Linked DNA regions of Homo sapiens: region 1 is linked to region 2. Evidence: read pairs that join two places in POLR2A ChIA-PET (ENCODE). Cell type or tissue: A673. All regions are shown on one strand. Links, peaks and the distances in the headings refer to the core of each region. The heading gives the core; the rest is flanking DNA.

What was found. ChIA-PET counts read pairs that join two places held together with the same protein. Peaks named below come from ENCODE experiments on the same cell type or tissue, not always from the same donor. Only the 100,000 strongest peaks of a DNase experiment are listed, where the experiment ranks them.
Region 1: POLR2A ChIA-PET joins it to region 2 with 12 read pairs; 2 of 35 experiments call an interaction of 5 or more read pairs at or near these places.

The regions. Positions count from the first base shown.
Region 1 is chr6:8,195,187-8,211,138 of GRCh38, reverse strand. All of the region lies in intron 2 of LOC105374910 (a long non-coding RNA gene), which reads right to left. Among named protein-coding and RNA genes, the nearest start is that of EEF1E1-BLOC1S5, 100 kb to the right of the region's middle. In A673, for the core only: no CTCF peak of the experiment used is centred there; no DNase peak of the experiment used is centred there.
Region 2 is chr6:8,082,491-8,090,490 of GRCh38, reverse strand. EEF1E1 (eukaryotic translation elongation factor 1 epsilon 1) reads left to right here. Exons shown (of 4, transcript NM_004280.5): 3 at 210-305. EEF1E1-BLOC1S5 (EEF1E1-BLOC1S5 readthrough (NMD candidate)) reads left to right here. Exons shown (of 7, transcript NR_037618.1): 3 at 210-305. It also overlaps SCARNA27. Among named protein-coding and RNA genes, the nearest start is that of EEF1E1, 16 kb to the left of the region's middle. In A673, for the core only: no CTCF peak of the experiment used is centred there; DNase peaks (open chromatin) are centred at 7,040 and 7,160; H3K27ac peaks cover 2,917 bases.

The DNA.
Region 1 (15,952 bases), core at 3,866-11,865, 120 kb before region 2:
GAGCTGCTTATAATACTGCAGTGAAAATATATTATTGAGTCCCTTTTAAAGAACAGTTTGTCCTCCTCTCTTTATCAGATACTAAATGTAACCACTTATTAACAATGCTGCCAAGGAGATGAAGTAAGCAGGGGGAAAATATCCTGACTTGTGGTGGGTTGGGTGATGGTGGATCAGCAACGGCTTGAGGACTCTCTAGTGAAACACGCAGTAGGAGGGAAATAAAGACACAGTAAGGAGGCTGAGGAGAGCAGTTCACTTGAGGTCAGGAGTTCGAGACCAGCCAACATGGTGAAACCCCATCTCTACTAAAAATACAAAAAATTAGCCGGGCATGGTGGCAGGTGCCTGTAATCCCAGCTACTCGGGAGGGAGGCTGGGGCAAGAGAATTGCTTGAACCTAGGAGGCAGAGGTTGCAGTGAGCTGAGATCACACCACTGCCCTTGAGCCTGGGCGACAGAGTGAGACTCTGCTTCAAAAAACAAACAAACAAAAAAAGGTCTGGACCAGACTACCGCATTATCATTGGAAATTGGCTCAGTAGGAACTGAGCAAAGTGGACATTTTCAACCACACCCTCCCCATCACAGTGATGTGCCTCATGGCATGCGATTCCTTGGAAGAGAGTTAGGAAAAGCTCTAGGTAAAGTTTGGTGGTCCTGGGAACTCTCTTCCATGGAATCTCATGCCCTAGAACTTTGCGTTTGATGAGATTTGATTAGCTTGATGGGTTTGTCTGTCTAATCACAGGATAGTCTTTTCTATCTTTTTCTCTGTTCCCAGCATCAATTCTTATTTAGGGGAAGGAGGTCGGGGAGCAGGTTCATAAACATACATTTCTTGCTTTCTATGCTCAAGGCTGTCTGTTCTTAAACCAACAGTGTCACCTGTCACACAATATCAGAAGGGGAGACAAGCCCTCCTGGCTTTGGCCTAGCCTGATTTCAGCTGCAAGCAAATAAGAGACCAGTATCAGCTCACCTCTATCCCACTAATGCTTTTGAGGATCCATCTCCCCTCAGAATGGGAAGGCCTCCAGTACAAAAATGATAATGCATGGGTGGTACAATCACAGCCAAATGCAAAAGTCATTGCTGAAATACTTTAGTGTACAGTGATATATTTAATCTTTACAAATACACTGTTTAATCCTCTTCTATAGATAAGATGTGAATTATTATCCGTATTTTACATGTGACCCAACTGAGGTTCAGAGAGATGATGGCTTATTCACTCTCATGCTGCCTGTCGGAGCACAGACAGACTGACATTTTCTTATTCCTAACCTAGTGCCCATCCTACTGGATCACAGCTGCCCGGTCACTATTCAGCACATACAGGCACTAAGCAAAGCACAGAACTGGACACTGCAGAGGAAACAAGAACAAAAGTTCCTGCAGCCGCTCAAAATCCAACAAGGAGAAGACTTTCATGGGATGAAAAAATAACTGTGATACCAGTACTAAACATTCGAAAATAGGTAAGAAAAATCAATACAGGCCAATAAAAGCTATGGGACCTGAGGATTCAAACTGAGTAAAAGGGAAGATTTTTTTTTCAACAAACAGTTCTTCACAAATATTTATTGAGCACCTACTGTGTGTCAGGAAATTTTCTCCAAGATTGAAGACCTTGTACTTTTCTTTTCCTGCCTCTCACAGCATTTGGAGAATCTGGGGGTGGGGGAGATATGAAAGAATACACCTGGATGACTTTTTGGGGTCCAGGGAGTGCATAGTTGATGGGACCTTCCTTCCATGAATGGTGGATGATGCTGGGCTGAGACCCAGGACGTCGTGCTCAATTACACATTTGCACATGGCTGTCTCGTGCCCATCCCCCATCGAACAATCCATACCTTGACCATTCATGGGACCAGATTAGGCTTTAGAATCTACCTAATGTACCATGAAATGTGTAGTGTCTCCAGTAATCAAAGCGGCCATGCTGACCCGACCTCCTTGGTAGTCAGGTAGACCTGTCAGGCTCCGCAGCCGTATTCTTCTGCTTTTTATCCTTTCAAGTCACTGTGGGAAAATAAATCTCAGTGCAACTCCTTCCAGCTCATCAGTCTTCCCAGTTCACCCATCCACATCCACATCCTTTATTTTTCTGTTTTCCTGAAGCAGTTTCTCCTACATCCCAATCGGAGCCTGCCCCCAACCAGGGTAGCTGAAAAGGTGATCCCAAAAAGGATTTGGGGTGTTATTTTCTTCAGAGGAATTGTGTTTTTTTAAAAACATGTTTTATTTGTTGCTAATTTGAGCGATAGTATTTGCCACAGACAAAGTTGCATGCTTAACACTGGGCCCCGAGCTGACCCTAAGTGGTTTTAAATCTAACTCAATTAAGCAATATCACATTTAACTAATTAATTAGCAAAGGCTGTGTGCTTACTGTATGCCAGAAGTTGCATATAGAAAAATAATTGATCTCATTTATTACATGATCATTTTTCAAGGAAGTTATTGTTAAATCCATTTGAATGAAATAGATAACTGAGATTGAAAGAGGTTAAGACATTTGCCTTAGTCTCATACCTTTGTTTCATACACACTTCCATCACCTCCACGTAGACCCTCTGTTCTGTCAGGCTGTTCTCCTCATTAAGCCATCCATTTCACAATGTCCTTGACCTTTGAGTCCTGTGGTCCATCACCCTGGCTTGGAATATCCTCATGAATGCCCGTTCACACCCCACTTACCCTTTGTAGTCAAGAAAGCTCCTAAATCCTGTTGAACTTTTCTTGACCACTCTAGTCTAGTCCACAAAGTTCTCCCTCTCTTCTGAACTCTTCCACAGCAGCCAATAGGGAGCCTCTGTGCCATTTCTTTAAAGGATTGTATTTGAGAACTTTGGTGATTAGTTCCATATCCTATATTTTGTACCATTCATAGTGTTGTACACATAGTAGATGATCAATAAACACTTGACCAACTGACGGATTGACTGTTTCTAAACCAGTCTCCTGCACTGTTGGAGATCTTAGAAAGATAAAGGAGGTCCTATAAATGTTTATTTTTCAATAAATCTATTTTTATATTCTTCTGATGGAAGGTAGGAAATTAATCTCCTTTTTGCATACTATCTTTTGCCACACTCTTTTTAAAAGTCTCAATTCTAGATTATACTCTTTTTTATCCCATCAGCAAAAATTTAACCATTTTCATTTCTTGGACCAAATGCAAAATGTGAACTTAGTGACTCCAATTAATTATAGGGAGTTCTTACTAACCAAATCAGGGATTCTCTGTCCAAGAACGAAAAGCTGATGAAGGTCTTAAAATCCACCAACAGCTCCGCCACTTCTTACACTGCCCCATTCGTAGCTACAATCAGAACTGAGTTGCCTTTGTTCCCCTAGAAATGATCAGCTGACACCCATCAGATCCGCTGATGTACACACAGGGTTAGGTCGACCAGGGCCCGAAGATTTCTGCATGCCACTCTTTGTGCAGCCTAACGATACATGATTTTAAAGTTCTTAACCCACCTCTCCTCCCTGCCCCCCAGAACTAATCTATATGCTAATTTGCACTTGATAATGCTGCCCCACAATATGGTAATTGCTGTAATGTTTTCCAGGGAGAAAAAAAAAAAGTAGAAATTGAGCTACAGCTTCAGCGCTGATGCCTGCGCAGTCACAAGACGCTCTGCACAGACGGGGTATCAAGCCAGAGCCCACGTCCAGCAATTGGCCACACTGAGGTCAGAATGAAATCATTCTGGAAAAACTGGAAATGCTCTCCTAGGCCACACTATTTTGAAATGATCCTCAGAAGCGTGATAAGTATCAGAGGCGGCAAGCTGTAGCCGCCTGAGTTAAACCTAGCTGCGTTCCCTCATCTGTGTGTTAGGGCCTTAAGATTTACAGAAAATCTCAAACCACTGATTTGACAGTGCAACCTTTAAAACACGGCCAAGCCTTCCAGGGCTTCTGGCTTCTCCATATCACCTTTATGTGCATGAAGGTACTTTCCTTTTTGCCTATTTCCCTACATATGCTCTCAATGCTATTAAGATATCAAATGCAGGAATGACAACAAGAGAGTCCTAATTAAACAGCAGCAGCGTGTGCCCTCGAAGGAACAGCCTGAACCCAAATAAGTGGAGCTTGGGACCGGAAAGGGGGAAAAAGACAATGGGGGCTTTGAAATCAGCTGGGTTTAACGCAACGGGTCTGTTGTGTGTATTTAAAAGGCCAGATGACACGAAGGGCTCTCCGTGCTGTTAGGACAGAGACCAAGCTCTGGATTCACCAAGACAGATGGGTAATAGTCACTGAGTCCTGTGACCAGAATCCAATTGTAATTGGCCTCAGAGATCACTTATGGCAATCAGGGAAGTAATAGGCTTCTGAATAATTATGAATAATTAGGCACATTTATGAATAATTACACCGATAATAACTATCTAATTCACTCCATTTTAAAATAGTAATTCAGTCATTATGGATTGGGTGCTCACTCCCTTCATCCTGCCTCTGCATATTCATGGCCTAATCCATCCTCCAATCTTACAATGACTGGAGTCCCTCTCCAGGTCAGCACTGGACTCACCTTGGGGACAAAGGACCATCCTGGTCCTCGGGGTTGGAGTTTCCTATCCCTTTGATTAATTTGAGAGGACTCTGGGCAGTAGAGAGATCAGAAAGGATATAAGAAAATATTTTCCTAAAACATCGAAGCTTTGCCATCTTGTGACTCATTTATCAATATGCAAATGACTTCAAAGTAATGTCCACGAGCTCTTTGCTCTTTTCAATACTGATGATAAAAAGAAGCAGCTGCTTGCACATGTCATTGTAGAGAATACCAGTGCATTAGACAAGGGCAGTCTTTTTATAGCATTTCTGATCGAGTACTAGTCTGCTTAGAAAATCAGGAGTCCTGGCTGAGTGCGGTGGCTCACACCTGTAATCCCAGCACTTTGGGAGGCCAAGATGGGCAGATTGCCTGAGCCCAGGAGTTTGAGACAAACCTGGGCAACAAAGGGAGACCTTGTCTCTACAAAAAATAATAAATAACAAAAATTAGCCAGGCGTGGTGGCGTGCACCTGCAGACCCAGCTAGCTACTTGGGATGCTGAGGTGGGAGAGTCACTGGAGCCCAGGAGGTTGAGGCTGAAGTGAGTCAAGATCGCACCACTACACACTCCAGCCTGGGCAACAGAGCAAGACTCTGTCAAAAAAAGAAAGGAAGAAAGGAAGGAATGAAGGAAGGAAGGAAGTCAGAAGCCCCGATTTGAAGATGGAATCTTAAAATGATGTGTCCTCAGGCTTCAGACATAATATGTCCTCGCCCTGTGGCCATATTCTTTCCTCCCCCATATTCTCTCCTTTTCTTTTATTTCTGTTCCTCCCCCTTTTCTTTCCCTCCCCCCTCCACCATCGTTTGCCTACTTCTCTATCACTTTCATATCTCTTCCTGTTATATTCCAACAACGACAATCAAAAGTTAGCTTATATTTTTCTGATTCCAAACATACTGTCTGTGAACTCAAAAAAATTTAAAAACATCGGGATGAGAAATTTTTTTAAAAAGTTAAAAATCAATAATCTCAGCACCAGAGAGAAGCAATATTAACTTAATACAGTATTTTAAGGTGTTTTCTAAACATACTTTACACAACTGAGATTGCAAAAACAATTTTGCATCTTGACATTTCCCTGAACCTTATAGAATCAGCATTTTCCTTATTGTTAAAAACTCATGTTTGATGGTAAAATCATAAAATATGAAAGTATACATGATCATTAATTCCCTAAACTTTGGCAACTCAATATTTCCCATTTGTGCTATTTTGCCATGCTCTTTTGTGGGGCAGTCTTCTTTTGTTCTTATATCTCGCCACATTCTTTCCTGTTCCTTTCTCTTCCTCTTAAATTAAGACTTGGGTATAAGGAGGTATGCTGCCCCTGAATTAAGACAGGGGAATAACGTGACTGGTTTAGTGCACAGGAAGGCTTACCACACACAATCTTTTCAGGTACAAGCAACATTAATATCCCGCAGTTTAACTATCAACAAAATCTTTTATGCAGAATTAACCATAACAGAATTCCATCTTGGACCCAACCCAAGGGGGCTCAGTAACTGAAATACATTATGATGCATCCTTTCCTGAGGCTTGATTACAGGAAAATTGAGACATAAATGGCATCCTATTGAGCTTCTGGAATACTAGTTTCCAAATAATTATCAATGGATCCCATACATGAGAATTGCCCAGGGAGCTTTTTAAAAATGTGTCTTCCCGGACTGCACCAAGTGATATTTTGATTTAAGAGATCAGGAGGGAGGATCAGGCTGGGCAGGAAAGAAGGCAGCAGATATGCAGTCTCATGTCTGCCATGCCAAGAATCCTGCATGTAATTTACCGAGGAGCAATATGGTCTGATGAGTGGCATGGTCAGACAGACAAAGGAGAATGAAGACTCCCATGCAAGTGACTGGCAGACACTGGCTGATCATGAGAAAGGACACCATGTGGTATGAAGACAGGGCTGGAAGTATGTGGATCAGTTAAGAAATTGTGGTAACCCAGAAATCTAGTTTACAAATGATGAGAACATGAAATGAGGCAGTACCGTAGGGGAGTGGAGAAGCACATTGATATGAAAGCTGTATATGGTAGAGTTAATAAACTCATGTGAATGTTGGATGTGAGAACTAAAAGTCAAAATCAGGATGACCCCCAGTTACCTGACTAGAATGAAATCCAGGGGAGCAGCAGCTGGATTTGGTGCAATATGGTGGGAGGAGGAAGGGTGATATATGATAGGTGGCCATGATGAATTCAGTTGGAAATGATTTATCCAAAAGAGGAAAAATTCTCTCTTATCACAAGGTCAGGAGTTCAAGACCAGCCTGGCCAACACGGTGAAACCCCGTCTCTACTAAAGATACAAAAAAATTAGCCAGGCGTGGTGGCAAGTGCCTGTAATCCCAGCTACTTGGGAGGCTGAGGTGGGAGAATCGCTTGAACCCGGGAGGTGGAGGTTGCAGTGAGCCGAGATAAGGCCATTGCACTCCAGCCTAGGTGACAGGGTGAGACTCCGTCTCAAAAAAACAAAAAAAAAGAGGAAAAGTTTTGCTTTGCTTTCTTCCCCTCATATGGATATTTGTATATGATGCAGTGCAATAGCACCCCAGAGAAAGTGAAGCCTTCTTAGGCTGTTGGCCTTTTATGGGGAGCACAATAGAGAGAGGCTCTCATAGTACAGATACCTTCTCTCATCTGTTCACTGTATGCTCTGGAGGGGGGCGATCAAATAATTTCTGTGGGATTTGTTTCCCCAGGTAACCTGAGGACAGAAAAAGCCACACATCTAATCCAGCGGGATGCTGGTTGTAGGTCTTTGCAAGTTCTCTCTCCTGGCATGTTCAGACATCTGCAGTTCCTTGCACTCAACAGCTCTAACTAGATCTGATGTCACAATCTCCAAGTCCCAGTAGGATTTCCTGCAGACTTTGAGGAGACTTGACATCCAGAGGAAGATTTACCACCAAATCCCAAAAATAAAGCCCAGGGGCTGCTCCTTGGGACATTTTAATCTAAGAGTTGGAAGAATCGAACATTTTACTGAAAGAATATGGACAGACTAATTTTTTTTTTTTTTTTTTTAGATGGAGTCTTGTTCTGTCACCAGGCTGGAGTGTAGTGGCATGATCTCACCTCACTGCAACCCGACTCCCTGGTTCAAGCGATTCTCCTACCTCAGCCTCCTGAGTAGCTGTGATCACAGGCACGTGCCACCATGCCCGGCTAATTTTTTGTATTTGTAGTAGAGACTGGGTTTCACCATGTTAGCCAGGGTGGTCTCAATCTCCTGACCTCGTGATCCACCCACGTCGGCCTCCCAAAGCGCTGGGATTACAGGCGTGAGCCACCGCACCCGGCCCAGACTAACTTTAAAAAGAGAGTTAACCAGTGTTTGGGTTTGTCTGGGGGCAGTGTGGGGTTGAGGTTCATTTTTGTTTTTATTTGGGCATTTTATCTCTAAGGCACTGGCTAATTTCCTACTCTAAAAAAGAAACCCCTGAATATTTCAAAGGAAAGGGAAAATAACAAGAGGAAATTCAAGGAGAATTTCTCAGTGGATTTTACTGTATCTCAATTCCCAGTATATTTTCTAGGTGAGCTAAATGGAAGAGACTAAGAAATACATCTTGAAATTATAAAGTTATTAAGAATCATGATTATAAAGATTATTCAGCAACCTAGGAACATGTCCCGGAAAAAAAAAAAAAAAAAAAAAAAAAGCAAGCTATTCAGGTAGAGATTCAATGATTGCAACTATAATTTTAAAGCATAGAAAAAGGAATGGGAAGAAACATCAACAATGTTCCTGTTAGATTCATGATCATACATTTTCCTTTCATCTATTCTACATTTTGTTTTATAACACGGTCATGGTTTTTTTAAAAAGTGCTTTGGTCAGATGAGGAGAAACTAAGAGGAGGAGGGGGAACCCGGAAAGGTCAAGGGTCTTGCCCAAGGTCATAGTATAACCCGGTGGAAAGAGCTAAAAGTAGAACACATAATTTGTCATGAGAATCACAGTCTCCCTTGAGCCAGCAATGGGAAAAATGCAGCCTCACCAGGCCAGACTCAGTTTTCCTAACTCAGCTATCACCTTTGATGGAAATGGAAGCCCCCTGTTTGGAAAAGCAGAAATGAGGACCCTTTCCAGAGTAGTCCCAGGGAACAGAAGGTCGAGCCGTGAGAACAGCTCCATTTTTTTCTTAGCAAAGGGGACTGCACTCACCAAGGGAGCTGCCACCCCCTTGGTGGCAGCCTGGGTCTGTTGTCGCAGCAGGTCCCCCTCCTCCTTTCTTGCCCCATTCTCCCCAACCCAGCAAACAGGGGCCATGACCACGTTGTTGTTCTTGTTATAAGGTATTTGGACAAAGCTTCTGCTGCTGTCCAGCAACCCCCGCCCCCTCTGCCCCCAGCTAAATCCAAATGATTGATAAGGGGAATACTTTGAAATTTTGAGATGGGGGTGCTGGTGGGCAGAAGGAAAGAGAACACGCTTCAGACAAAGAGCAAGACAGAGTGGGTGGCGTTGAAGCATGGGGGACATTAGAACCTGTCAAGGCTGGAGAATGATTCATTGAGGTAATGATGATAAACACTTCATCTCTGAGCATCTATGTGCATTTTACCTAACAATCTCAAGCGTCCATACTTGAAGAAAGGCTCAGAATAAGTCATACGAACACACCCAAATGGGAATCCCTTAGGAATGGGATCTGAATTGTAAATGCCTGCCTGAATTTCACACATCAAATTACAATAAACAGAATGATATTTTAAGCAGCTTGGTACTTAAAGGGCACCATGCGGAGTCCTGAGGATTTTCTTTTACTCTAGAATTCCAGTCTGTGCCAGTTGGAGCTTTGCATATCTCTCGCTCACTTGGACATTTCTGGTTGTGGATTCTAAAGTGAAACAGAGGTTTCTCATCAATAGCCAAGTCCTTCTCTTGCCACAACATAGTTCCTGTAAAGCCAGGTGCCTCCGCAATAGAAGATAATGCCTGTGAGATTGAATACACATGGACAATAGCCAGATCATATACAAAAATAGAACTCCAACCCACGACCTGCAGCAACTAGCCAAGGAAACCAATCCCTTATCTATAGTAACCAATCCAGGAAGCCAGCCCACTGTCCATCTACAAGTCAGACCATTACCTCTAGCAACCAGTTCAGGAAGTCAAGCAATAACATCCATAACAATTGGCCCAAAATGTCCAGGACTTCATTAATTGTCCCCTGAAAAATTAATCTCTAACTTTTGCTCCCACTTCCAACTTAGGACCAACCAGAGAAAGTCAAATATGTCCTCTTAACTAATCACATGGGATGTCTGTGTTTCCATCCATTCACGTTGCTATAACAAAAGACTTTAGACTGGGTAATTTACAATAGCAGAAATTTATTTCTCACAGTTCCAGAGGCTGGGAAGTCCAAGATCAAGGGGCCAGCAGACCTGCTGTCTGGTGAGGACTTGCTCTCAGCTTCAAAGATGGTGCCCTGTGGCTGTGTCCTCCCCTGGCGGAAGGCAGAAGGATGCACTCACTCCCCCCAACAACCTCTTTTATAAGGGCACTGATCCCATTCATGAGGGTTCCACCTTCACTACCTAATCGCCTCCTAAAGGCCCTACCTCTAAATACTATCACACTGGCAATTAAGTTTCAACAGATAAATTTGGGGGAGACACATTCATACCACACACCCTGCTTCTAGTGAGCTGTCTCCAGTTTCCTCAATCAGCACGCGCCTGAAGCCTTTGCTCTGCTCCACTCTGAGGCTTCTCCACTCCTCTGTCTGCATGTGAGTTGCTAACAAAGCACAAGTAATGTTGACCAATTCCCTTGTTATGACAAGTTCTGAATAAGTAACCATTGCCTCTTCTCATTTGGTTGGTCTTCGCTTATTTCCACATGCCTCAGACTTGCACTTCCAGAAAGTTTTAATGAGAAAAAGTCCATCAAATCAGTCCTTAAGGAGTCCGAGGACATACTGCAGGCCTGAACCTGCAACTCCAGTAGCTTGAGTCAGAATATGGCCTATAGTGACCACCCAAGTCACTGCAGTGTTTTTCTTCTGTATTTTTCACTTTAGCCATTGGCTTAGCCATGGAAAAACGTACATATGGGAACACTCTCAGGAAGTAGCTTTATATCATTCTCTGAAATAGGAATTGAAATAAGCCAAGTCTGGCTCAACTAACAGCTTGAAATAATCAGATTCTTAGCTATAAGCTTTTATGATCCGCATCAAGCATATTAAAGAGAATTCTGGTACAGAGAATAATAAAACTAATCTTACATATTGTGATTTTTAAGGGTAATAGGAATGCTACTATGAGCCTCAACTTATGCCCTCCACTGACCTGTCATCAGGCCTAAATTTTCTTCATTAGAGACTAATTTCTTTGAGTAAAGCACTCCTCAGAGTCACTACAACCAAAAGACTAAATGCACACCAGAATCACTTGAAAAGTTTTAATGAATAAGGGCTTCCTACACCAGACCTATTTCCTTTCCCAGGGTATGGTCTCAGAAATTCTCTCTTTTTTTAATTGATAAATACAAATTATATCTATTTATGGTGCACCAAATGTTTGTTGAAAACTGTATGTTTGAAAGATGTATACATTGTGAAATGGCTAAATCAAGCTAATTAACATATGCATTACCTCACATACCATTTTTTGTGGTTAGAATACTTAAAATCTCTCTCCTCCCAGTTTTCAAGTGCACAATACATTGTTACCAATTACAGAAACAATAGATCTCTTCAACTTATTCTTTGTGTCTAGCCAAAATTGTGTATCCTTTGACCAACATATCCCCACCCCAAACCCAGTAACCATTCTATTCTCTGCTTCCATTTCAACTTTTTGAGATTCTACATATAAGTGAGATCATGTGTTATTTGTCTTTCTGTGCCTGGCTTATTTCACTTAGCATAATGTCCTCCAGGCTCATCCATGTTGTTACAAAAGACAGGATTTCCTCCTTTCTTAAGGCTGAATAGTATTTCATTGTGTATATACGCCAGTTTTTTTAATCCATTTACCCGTTGACAGACACTTAGGTTAATTATACAGTAGTCCATCCTTATCCATGGCTTCACTTTTCATGGTTTACCTGTGGTCTACCACTGTCTGAAAATATAAAATGGAAAATCTCAGAAATAAAACAATTCGTAAGTTATCAATTGTGCACCGATCTAAGTAGTGGGCACTGTCACCTCTCAAAAGACCCTTGCTCGGCCAGGTGCGGTGGCTCACACCTATAATCCCAGCACTTTGGGAGGCCGAGGCGGGCTGATCACAAGGTCAGGAGATTGAGACCATCCTGGCCAACATGGTGAAACCCCATCTCTACTAAAAATACAAAAATTAGCCAGGCGTGGTGGCATGCACCTGAAAGCCAAGCTAATCAGTAGGCTGAAGCAGGAGAATCACTTGCACCTGGGAAGTGGGCATTGCAGCGAGTCGAGACTGCATCACTGCACTCCAGCCTGGGTGACAGAGTGAGACTCTGTCTAAATAAATAAATAAATAAAATTAAGCATTATTTACTATTATTATCTATAGGTTTCACTCACTACTCAGAATTGAATTATAATTTCTCTCCGCTATATATCTGTTGGTTTGCCTGATGACACACAGAATATAAGAAACTTAAAATGATCCAGCCTAACAATTCAAAATTACAAAGATATGGAACCAACCTAAGCGCCCGTTGACCAATGAGTAGATAAAGAATGTGGTATACCAACTTCAAATTATACTGCAAGGCTAAAATTACCAAAACATGGTACTGGTATAAAAATAGGCACACAGATCAATGGAACAGAATAGAGAACACAGGAATAAAGCCAAATACTTACAGCCAATTATCTTTGATAAAGCATGCAAAAATATAAATTGGGGAAAGGACACCCTATTCAATAAATAGTGCTGGGACAACTGGCTAGCCACATGTAGAAGAATGAACATGGATCCCCATCTCCTCAACTTATACAAAAATCAACTCAAGATGAATCAAAGACTTAAATCTAAAACCTGAAACCATGAAAATTCTAGACGATAACATCAGAAAAACTCTTCTGGGCATTGGCTTAAGCAAAGAATTTATGACTAAGATCCCAAAAGCAAATGCAACAACAACAAAAATAAATAAATTGGGCCTAATGAAACAGCTTCTGTGCAGCAAAAGAAATAATCAGCAGAGTAAACAGACACCCCACAAAGTGGAAGAAAATGTTTGAAACCTATGTATCCAACAAAGGACTAGTATCCAAAATCTGCAAGGAACTCAAACAAATCAGCGAGAAAAACAAAAATAATCCCATCAAAAAGTAGGCAAAGGACATGAATGGACACTTCTCAAAAGAAGATGTACAAACAGCCAACAAACATATGAAGAAATGCTCAACATCACTTCATCAGGGAAATACAAATCATGGCCACAATGAGATACCACCTGACTCCTGCAAGAATGGCCATAATTAAAAAGTCAAAAAACAATAAATGTTTGCTTGAATGTGGTGAAAAGGGAATGGTGTTACACTGCTGGTGGGAATGTAAACTAGTACAACCACTATGGAAAACAATATGGATATTCCTTAAAGAACTAAAAGTAGAACTAGCATTTGATCCAGCAATCCCACTACTGGGTATCTACCCAAAGGAAAATAAGTCATTTTATGAAAAAGACACATGTGCATGCATGTTTATGGCAGCACAATTTGCACAAACAAAGATATAAAACCAATCTAAGTGCCCATCAACCAGAAAGTGGATAAAGGAAATGTGGTATATATACACCATGGAATACTACTTAGCCATTAAAAGGAAGGAAATAATGCCTTTTGCAGCAACTTGGATGGAGCTGGAGGCCATTATTCTAAGTGAAATAACTCAGGAATGGAAAACCAAATACCATATGTTCTCACTTATATGTGGGAGCTAAGCTATAAGGACACAAAGGCATAAGAATGATATAATGGACTTTGGGGACTTGGATGGGGGGTGATGGATAAAAGACTACATATTGGGTACAGTGTACACTGCTTGGGTAATGGGTGTACTAAGATCTCAGAAATCATCGCTAAAAAACTTATATATGTAACCACAAATCACCCGTACCCCAAAAACTATTAAAATATAATTTAAAAATTAAAATCAAAAAAAGAAAAAGGAAAAAAAGAAAGTTTATGTATATATAATATATAGTATATATATAGCATATGTTGTATCTATATATATATTGTGTGTGTGTGTATACATATATATATATAGTGGGTCTATATACACACTATGGAATACTACTCAGCCATAAAAAAGAATAAAATAATGGCCTTTTGCAGGAACTTGGATGGAGTTGAGGCCATTATTCTAAGTGAAGTAACTCAAGAATGGAAAACCAAATACCATATGTTCTTACTTATAAGTGGGAGCTAAGCTTTGGAGCATACAGAGCAGTACAGTGGACTTTGAAGACTAAGAAGAGGGGACAGGTAGGAGAGGAGCAAGGCATAAAAAACTACATATTGGGTATAATGGACACTATTCAGGTGATCAGTACACTAAAATCTCAGACTTCACCACTATACAACACATCCATGTAACCAAAAACCACTTGTACCCTAAAAGTTATTGAAATTTAAAAAAATTTAAATTATGCAGCCTAGTCAAGTGTTGATTAATTGAATATTGCAGTGAAGTAATACATACATCGAGGGTCAGTATATATAAACATATAAGAATTACAGTATACTATAATATACATATCATTCAAGCTACACTGCCAAAACATAACTTTTCTTTGATAATTCAAGAATTCAGGATTTTTGAATGCCTTATGATCATTATTTTGAACACTTATTTTACGGATTGCATTGTTTTCCTGTGATAGAGATTTCTAGAGAAAAATACTGAATAACAGACAGCTTTCATATAGGAGTAATAGTAGTAATGATATTGATCATAATATTCAATAATATCATGAGTGCTGACTACATGCCAAGCATATAACTCATCCTTGCCTTACAATCATTTTAACAGACTCTTCTGATACCCTTTTGTGCTTCAATGCAGATTTCAAGAGACCAGAAGACCAGCCCAGGTCAAACAGCCAATAAAAGGCAGACATAGGAATTTGAACTCTGACCTATCTTCCCCCAAGCTCTTTTGTTAAAAGCTCTCGGGCTTCCACAGCAAGGTTCAACCTACAAAGAACTAAAAATGAGAAAAGAAATATTGTATTGATGAGCAAGTAAAAAACAGCCCATTTTATAGGAGAAAAATTGCAAGGCTAAAATTTCATTTAAAAAAATTTTTAAAGAAAAAACAGCTAAAATAAAGTCAAATTTTAATTGAAATGATACTTAAAAAGTGTTTTATAATCTATTAAAGACCTTACAAATAACATATTACATAGTCTACTTTAAACGGATATGGAATGTGTAACCTTATTTTTTGTTTTAAAGTGGTATTTGAAATAGCGTTAAGCACCCTGCAAGTTCATATTTCTAATGTAATGGCTACATTTCATCTCACTGTTACTTTTATCTTCCTATCTCCAGAGGCTGATGGAAAAAGACGTATTAAATGTGATAGGATCAGTAGAATTTTGAGTAATGTCAAATAAAATGCCTTACGTGTTGTTGCTGTTTTGATTGTATGACATCTTATAGACTTTGTTCTCTGCCAGAATGATCAATCTGTCACTTGAGTTATTTGACTATTGATTCATTTTCAGAAATGTGTTGACATAAGTCTTACTGTGAAAAGAAAAGCAGCTCCCCTGTCTCCTGATACCAGATTCTGAGTCTCGGGTCTTTGGCTTTTTGCATGATTAATGTTGTTCTGAACCTAAAGAATCAATAAACATTTTCTGAAGCAGAGATATCTACATCCCTAAAGAGGGTTGCCTATTTAGTTTCCTACTCAATCTACAAAATGCATTACCTTGTAATGAAAGGATCAGGCCTGGCTGGTTGATGTGAATCAGGAAGTCTGTTCCAGTGTATTCTTTTCAATGTGAAAAGTCCTACATTTAGGAGTACACCAAATAGCCCCCCACGGTGGCCTGGAAGAGTAACTACATTTACACATTCCCAAATGACCCAAGTTAAATGTTGGGAGGATTTCATCCTTTGAGGACTCTATGTTGAATGCTGCTGCTAATTGTCTTCTTAAGAGAAGAAAACTGAAAGAAGCGTGCACACACATACACTTTATATAGAATTCTCTGGAACAGACAGCATCATCCTTAAGGGCTTAGAGATCCACCCTGTTCTAGAAACATCATTCACTAAGGTTGAGAAAAACTTGCTTCCCCCTCCTGAAGACATGTAGTTTGGCTCTTCTGCCTCTTTGGGAGAGAGATATGGCCTAGCTGTATATAAACACAGATG
Region 2 (8,000 bases), core at 1-8,000:
AGACTAGTAATGTTTAGCCAATTTTTTTAAAATGAGGTGACTGGCGTATTATTTGTGATTTTGAATGAATATTAATGTCAAAGAGTAAATTTATTAAATGGCAATATTTTGTTTTCTAGTAGCCTAAATCTTTTAAGTCATGATATGATAATTAACTTTATTATTACTGTTTTTTACATTAATATTTATTTGTTTTTTCTTTTTTCTAGGATCTTAATTCATATCTTGAAGATAAAGTCTACCTTACAGGGTATAACTTTACATTAGCAGATATACTATTGTACTATGGACTTCATCGCTTTATAGTGAGTATTTGTATAGTTACTGGCTTTTTTTCTGTAGTGTTGAGAATGATTTTTAAAACTTTGTCTTGAATTTAAATCAGATTTGCATTTTTGGCTTATCAAATAAAAATGAAAGGAATTCCTTTATACAAGGTGCCTTTTGTAACAAACCTGCACGTTGTGCACATGTACCCTAAAACTTAAAGTATAATAATAATAAAATTTAAAAAAACTTTGTCTTGAATTTAAATCAGATTTGCATTTTCAGCTTATCAGATAAAAATGAAAGGAATTCCTTTCAGTTGCTTCCTTTTCCTTGACCTTGATTTTTTTCCTATGCTTCTGCCCTTCTTCAGCAGTGACTTCTCCAGCCACACTTTAGGTTTTGTCATCATCCCCTGGGCCCCATATTCCTACCATTCCACCTCTAGATCTTAACTCCAGTACCCCATCTTCTGTGTAACCACTTGTGATGGTTAATACTGAGCGTCAACTTGATTGTATTGAAGACGCAAAGTATTAATCCTGGGTGTGTCTGTGACGGTGTTGCCAAAGGAGATTAACACTTGAGTCAGTGGGCTGGGGAAGGCAGACCCAACCTTAATCTGGGTGGGCACCATCTGATCAGCTGCCAGCAAACATAAAGCAGGCAGAAAAACATGAAAAGATTAGACTGGCTTAGCCTCCCAGCCTACGTCTTTCTCCCGTGCTGGATGCTTTCTGCCCTCAAACATCAGACTCCCAAGTTCTTCAGTTTTGGAACTCGGACTGGCTCTCCTTGCTCCTCAGCCTGAAGATGGCCTGTTGTGGGACCTTGTGATTGTGTGAGTTAATACTTAATAAACTCCCCTTTATATATTTATGTATTCCATTAATTCTGTCCCTCTAGAGAACCCTGACTAATACACCGCTTATCTTAGCTCTTTTGATCTCTTAGTGTCTAATTTCTGTCTGATGTAATTTGACTCCTCTTTTCCAAATCTGTATACTTTCTTCCCCACCCAACCTGACCCCCTTTTGTGTAACTTCAGCTACGTCCTCTTAGTATCTTCAGCTCCTTTGCTTTACCCTACAGTCACCACCCTTTCCCTGTAAGTTCCCGGCTCTTGGCCAGTCCAAATAAATGTCTTCATTCTTACATCCAAGATCCAAGCTGAGCTCTACTGGAGAAATTACAACACTGTAGATTACTGCCACTAAAAATGTTTACTATCCATTTGCAGCTGGGCTCTCATACTGGCTCAGTTCCTTTTTTTTTTTTCTCCCAGGGATACTTCCAAACCTTTACTTCCTTCCTTAAGCCCCTTCCTTCTCCCTCCTCCTTTATCTTTAGTCCTTATCACCGAGCCTTCCTCCATTATTCGGCTAGAAAAATGGAGGCTGTTCATCTGAATCCCTTCATCTTCCAGCCTGCCTGATTGTGCATCCTTGTCTTATCTTGTCTCCTTTTCCTGGTCTCAGCCTTGCCTTTTTCCTAGGCCAAACCATTTGTATTAGTCCATTTTCACGCTGCTGATAAAGACATACTTGAGACTGGGTAATATATATACAGGAAAAAGGGTTTAATGGACTTAACAGTGGCTGGGGAAGCCTCACAATCATGGTGGAAGGCAAGGAGGAGCAAGTCGGAGCAAGTCATGTCTTACATGGATGGCAGCAGGCAGAGAGGGCTTGTGCAGGGGAACTCCCACTTATAAAACCATCAGATCTCATGAGACTTATTCACTATCACAAGAACAGCACAGGGAAGACCTACCCCCATGATTCAATTACCTCCCACCAGGTTCCTCCTGTGACATGTGGGAATTGTGGAAGTTACATTTCAAAATGAGATGTGGGTGGGTACACAGCCAAACCATATCACCATTCATCTGGCCTCTTACCTGAATCTCCTCTCTGCCTCCTGCCCCTTTTCTGGATCTTGCTCCAGATTGTATTTCCTTTTTTTTCCTTCAATCTTGTCCACTACCTACATGATCAGTCTCTTTATTTTAAATTTGTTCATGAACGATGACATGATACTCACTATGTTCTTGGCACTGTTCTTCATGCTGTACAAATGTTGACTCATTTAATCCTAATAACAGCCATATAGGGTAGGCACTAATAATAGCCCCATTTTACAGATGAGATAACTGAGGCGTAGAGAGGTCAAGTGTTTTCTTTGAGATTGCCCAAGTAAGTGGTGGAACGAGGTCCAGAAACCAGACACTTTGGCCCCAGAATATGTGCTTTGTTATGACCATCTCTCTGCCTACAAGCTTGGCTCAACTCCCCATCACCCCAACACCCATCTTCCCCCTGTGGAAAAAAAAGAACTCATGTGTTTTTGTGCATTGTGCACCTCATGCATCCAGTCAATCAGATCCTGATTTCCAGCTCCTAAATGCCTCTCACATGTGTCTTTTCCTGTGATCCAATGACATTGCCCAAGTTCCAGTATTTAGAATCTTTTGTTCATCTAAAGAGGATGGACTGTAAGAGATGAGCTTGGTGGCCCCTGGAGCAGTCTTTCTCATGACCGTGTCTTTTTCTTTCTCAAAATAATCAACTCAGACAGGCACAGTAGCTCACCCCTGTAATCCCAGCACTTTGGGAGGCCAAGGCGGGCAGATCACTTGAGGTCAGGAGTTTGAGACCAGCCTGGCCAACATGGCGAAACCCCATCTCTACTAAAAATACAAAACTTAGCTGGGCGCGGTGGCTCACGCCTGTAATCCCAGCACTTTGGGAGGCCAAGGCAGGTGGATCACCTGAGGTCAGGAGTTCGAGACCAGCCTGGCCAACATGGTGAAACCCCATCTCTAGTAAAACTACAAAAATCAGCCAGGCGTGGTGGCGCATGCCTGAAATCCCAGCTACTCCAGAGGCTGAGGCAGGAGAATTGCTTGAACCCAGGAGGAAGAGGTTGCCCTGAGCAGAGATCGCACCAAGGCACTCCAGCTTGGGCGACAAGAGTGAAACCCTGTCTTAATTCATCTGACTCCTGCCTCCCTTGCTATCCTCCTTCCCGTCATTCTCTCAGCCACAACATGTGCCCCAGAGCCTGCTGTATGCTGGGCTGTTTCTACCCAGCATCCTTGCATTACTCTTCTCTTTTGTTCCCTGGTCCCAGCCCTTCCCTTCCTCTCCACTTCATTTGCATTTCCCAAGTATCTCTCGGTTCCCACTCATTCCTCGGCTGCATCTCTCTCAGGCGCCTAAACCACATTGAGGTGCTCCTTCCTCTGTGTGTGTTTGTACCTCATGTACACTTCGGGTCTAGCTCATTTCACTCTTACTGTAATTCTTTGAAAATCTCTCTAAATTATAAGCTGTTTGACTCAATGATTGTAGCGACACATATTTGTAACACCATTGTCTGAGGTAATTCCTGGCATGTGTAGGTGGTCACCCCTCCATAAACACTGAATAAATTTTTAAACGTATTTCTCTATGCTTTTCAAGGAGTTTCCTCTATACTTTCTCACTGTACCTCATCACTAAGAAGGAAATAGGACCAGTGTTATTGGCCTTCTTTTACAGAGAAAGAAACTAATGCTTAGGAAACTTGAGTGGTTTAAAGGCACGGCGCTCAGTTTTTGGAAGGGCCAAACTTTCAGATCTTCTGACTGAAGTGTCTTAATGTGTGGGGAAGCTCTTTGTCTTATAAACTGTAAAATACCGTAATAATTGAGGTCTGCGCAGGCCCCAACCTATCCATGGTTTGGGGCTGCTATCTGCCTCATAAAGCAAAGTGGAGGGTTTGTCTTTTGGAAAAACAAAGTCGTTTTCTCCTCTGAAAAAGCCTCCTACATAGTTGGTTTTGCCATTTGCCAAGAATAAGAGGGCACAGATTGAGGCCTCTTGAGTATGGGTTTTCAGTTGAGGTTGAAGAGAGAAGACAGGGATTGTAACCAGAAAATTCAGAATGGAATGCAGTTCCCTCCAGAACTCCTGGGCTTCATGACAGTCATAGAAGTGGATTCCTTTTAGTTTCCCCTCACCCCGCAAACGTACCGTAATAATGCAGGATACAGTTATTAGTTCCCTACTCAAGCTATAATCCCTCAGTTTGAATTTACTTGACTTTATTCTGAATTGTTCCTCAAAGATCCCTCAGTGATTATGTTAAATTCTGTAACATTATTGTAATGGCTTAGAATGATCCTTAATTTAATGTAAAACTATTATGAGTTTTAAATGATTTATTGAGAGCCCACTGTGTATGCCCACTATGCCATACTTGAGAGGGAGACAACAGAAGTATAAAACTATTTTCAGGGGCATATTAATCTTATTGAAGAAATTAGACTGTTTTACATGAAAGCAATTAATGAAGTAGAGAAAATGGAATCCAGTGCTAATCTCTGGTCAGAATATTATGTTATTAATGCATGAGGCAGATAAGTAGAATACAGAATCAGAAAATTGTCAGAAAAATATCTGAAGATTTGGATGGCCTTGGCTGTCTAAGGGAATTTTCATTGTTTTGGAAAGCTTATGATAAGTTTGATTACAAATATTCTTTGTAAATAGGGCGACCACATGATTTCTCATCCAAAACACTTGGCTGTGAAAGGAGGCCTATTAATAATTACATTGGGACAACAGGAGTGAAGTAGAATGAATATTCCCCATACTTACAAAGAATATGATTCAATTTACACAAAATAAGAGACCAAAGAGGATTTGTCTTATTTCTGTTCATCCCCTCTTGGCTTTTAAAACAGTGCCTTGTGCAGCTAAATGCTTATTGAGATTAGCAATATTAAGGCTGGGCATGATGGCTCATGCCTGTAATCCCAGCACTTTGGGAAGCTGAGGCAGGTAGATAGCTTGAGCCCAGGAGTTCAAGACCAGCCTAGGCAACAGGGCAAAACCCGTCTCTATTTAAAAAAAAAAAAAACCATTAACCAGGCGTGGTAGCTCTGTGACTGTAGTCCCAGCTACTTGGGGGAATGAGGTAGGAGGATCTTCTGAGCCCAGGGAGGTCAAGGCCACAGTGAGTCATGATTGCACCACTGCATTCCAGCCTGGGCAACAGAGTGAGACCTGTCTTAAAAAAATAAATAAAAGCAATATTTAACAACTGGTACCTATTTATAGTTCCTATTTCAGATTTTTTATCTCTGTAGTGAAAGTGTAATATAAGTAATGTTATTTAAATGTGGAGAAAGTTTATTGGAGCTGAAGTACATTGATTACCACCTTCTTTTATTCCATGCTAGGTTCAATATGTTTTAGTAGCTTTTCGAATTTAAAATGATCATGAGGCACAACTTACCTCATTTCAAAACAAAAAAAGCCTGCAAGGTAAAGAGGATTTGCTGCTAAGGTATCTAAGCATCTCTCTCCTGGTGGCAGCCTAAACACAGTCTTTGAACTTGAGGGAGTCTGTACTTCATTTTAGTGAGACTGTGCTGCTGTGAGCATGGCTACCCAACAGGGCTCCAAGAACAATTTCTATCTGAAAACCACAATAACAAACTTGTTGGCTTTTTACGAAATATATATTTAAATGTGACATATGGTTTGACATTTAACTTTTTAAGCTTTATATTAGGAAAAATATCATCAGTCGTCCTTTGTGATGACAGCCAGCAGGCTAGTGAACGTCTGTTCAGACCCACAAGATCTTGCTTGCTGTAGCATCGGGCTGTCATTAAGAAGGAGAGTATTTCTACATCTAATTAAAAATAAAAAAGATGATACTGAAGTGTAACTCATAAACCAAGTGTTTAATTAAATTTTCTTTTCCTCTAGCTTATGCAGGTTTTGCAGTAGGGAAAAGAAATACTCGGAAAAGGAGGGAACTTGTTTGGAATTCCTTTGCCAGCAGAATGAATAAGGTCATAATCCTATAGTGCAAAATATTCATAGCACTAGCTGCAAAGTTATTTAATTACGAGTCTAAGTGCACTGGAGGGTACTTGGTTTTTAGGCAGGTTAGAAGTGTTTCATTCAGTACAGCATGTTAAAGTTAGGGTTACATTAATAATATTTAGCATTCTGTATGTGTTTACATTTTGTATTTTGGAATGTATGTCATCTTCATATATAGTGACCAGGATGTTATGATTAAAGATATCCTTATCTTTTTCAAAGTGAAATTGAATAGATTAATATGTAAATCACTGTTGACCATCCTTTTGGGTTCCTATCATGAGTCAAAGTATCTCTCCCACTCTAGTCCAAGTGCAGGCAAAGTAATCAGAGAAATAAACACCTTCTCAAGGAACAGGCCTCACAGACTAAAACCTACACAATGGCAGAATTGCACTGTGGTGTTAAATGACATTCCAGTTAAGTTGGGTACAAATACATACAGATGTGGAATAAATGATTTCTAGGTGTTAAGGTAGGGTGGGTGTGAGGTGCAGATTGGCCACCTGCTGATATTTACCAGGTCTTCGTGCTTTGTTTGCTTTGGCAATATTATTTATTTTTGTCCTCGTGCATTCCTTAATTTGTTTGTTCACGTTATTCAATACGGAATATGTAATCAGCACAGTGTACAAAACAGCAGTCAAGGAACCTTCGAGTCATCAGATAATTCCACTGTATTTTGTTTCATTGTGAGCCCAATTTTAGTCATGGCTGAGTTATTCTAAGATCTGGTCTATCTTAACTCCGTTTGAGGAATATTATGTTGCCTTTCCTTTGTTATACTGCCTGTTAGTGTGGCTGTTTATTATAACACCAGTGACTCACTGCTTTCTTAAAGTGATTTCACTAGGAGATAGTCATCCCTGTGAACAGACTGTTACTCAAGATTATTAAAATCCTTTGTAATATTATGTGCTGCTTGACTGTAAGATTGCTATCAACTGAAATACTTTTGTTCTGAAGTTTGGAGCACCATTGGAGGCATGTGGTTCTTTTATAAGGAAAGGAAAAATAAAAGAATTAACTGCAAAATAGTCCAGGAGCACTGGCCCTAAAGAATGTCCCAAAGGCGGCAACGTGGTGCCAGTTGGAAAGGTAGCAAAGCAGCGTGTCACCCTGATCCGGAACGGTTCACTTAAAGTGTTTCTCACATGACTTCATGGAAAATTAGTGATTCAGAATATTATCTGCTTGGCTTTAAAGTTCAAAGTCATGATAGAGTGCCAATATAAATTAAAAGGAATTATTAGGCAGAAAGAGCCAAGCACCACTATAGACACACTGGCATGCAGATCAACATGAAGCAGGAAATGGCAACTAGAACAATTGCATTGTTTCCTGTTGTAAGAAAGGAAAAAGAACTTGAGCTAGAAAGGGATGGTGGAAAACCAGTGTTGTAAGTGAAATAGTCTGGGAGATCCCATCAGAAATGTTTTTAAAATCTGTAAATTTGGTGAGGGGAGAAATCTGTTCATTTCTTTGTTTACAGTAAGTTTATATAGGGAATGTCTTCCAAAAAAGTAGCAGAGTTAACAAGTCAAGGTCATTCATAATTATCTCAGACTCAAAGGGACAAGTTCCAAAGTTTAAACTGTAAAAAGAGGTGAAAGTGGTAACCGTAACCTCATCCTTTTTGAAAAACTCTGTGAGTTTCTGGCAAAAGTTTCCTGAGGGAAAAATGAATAAATGTACATTCTTAAAATAGATCATCTAAAAATATTGTCAAATGGATCATCTAGTTAAAAATTATTAGAATAGGGGGTTGGGTGCAGTGGCTCATGCCTGTAATCCAGGCACTTTGGGAGACCGAGGCTGGTGGATCACTTGAGGCCAGGAGTTCGAGACCAG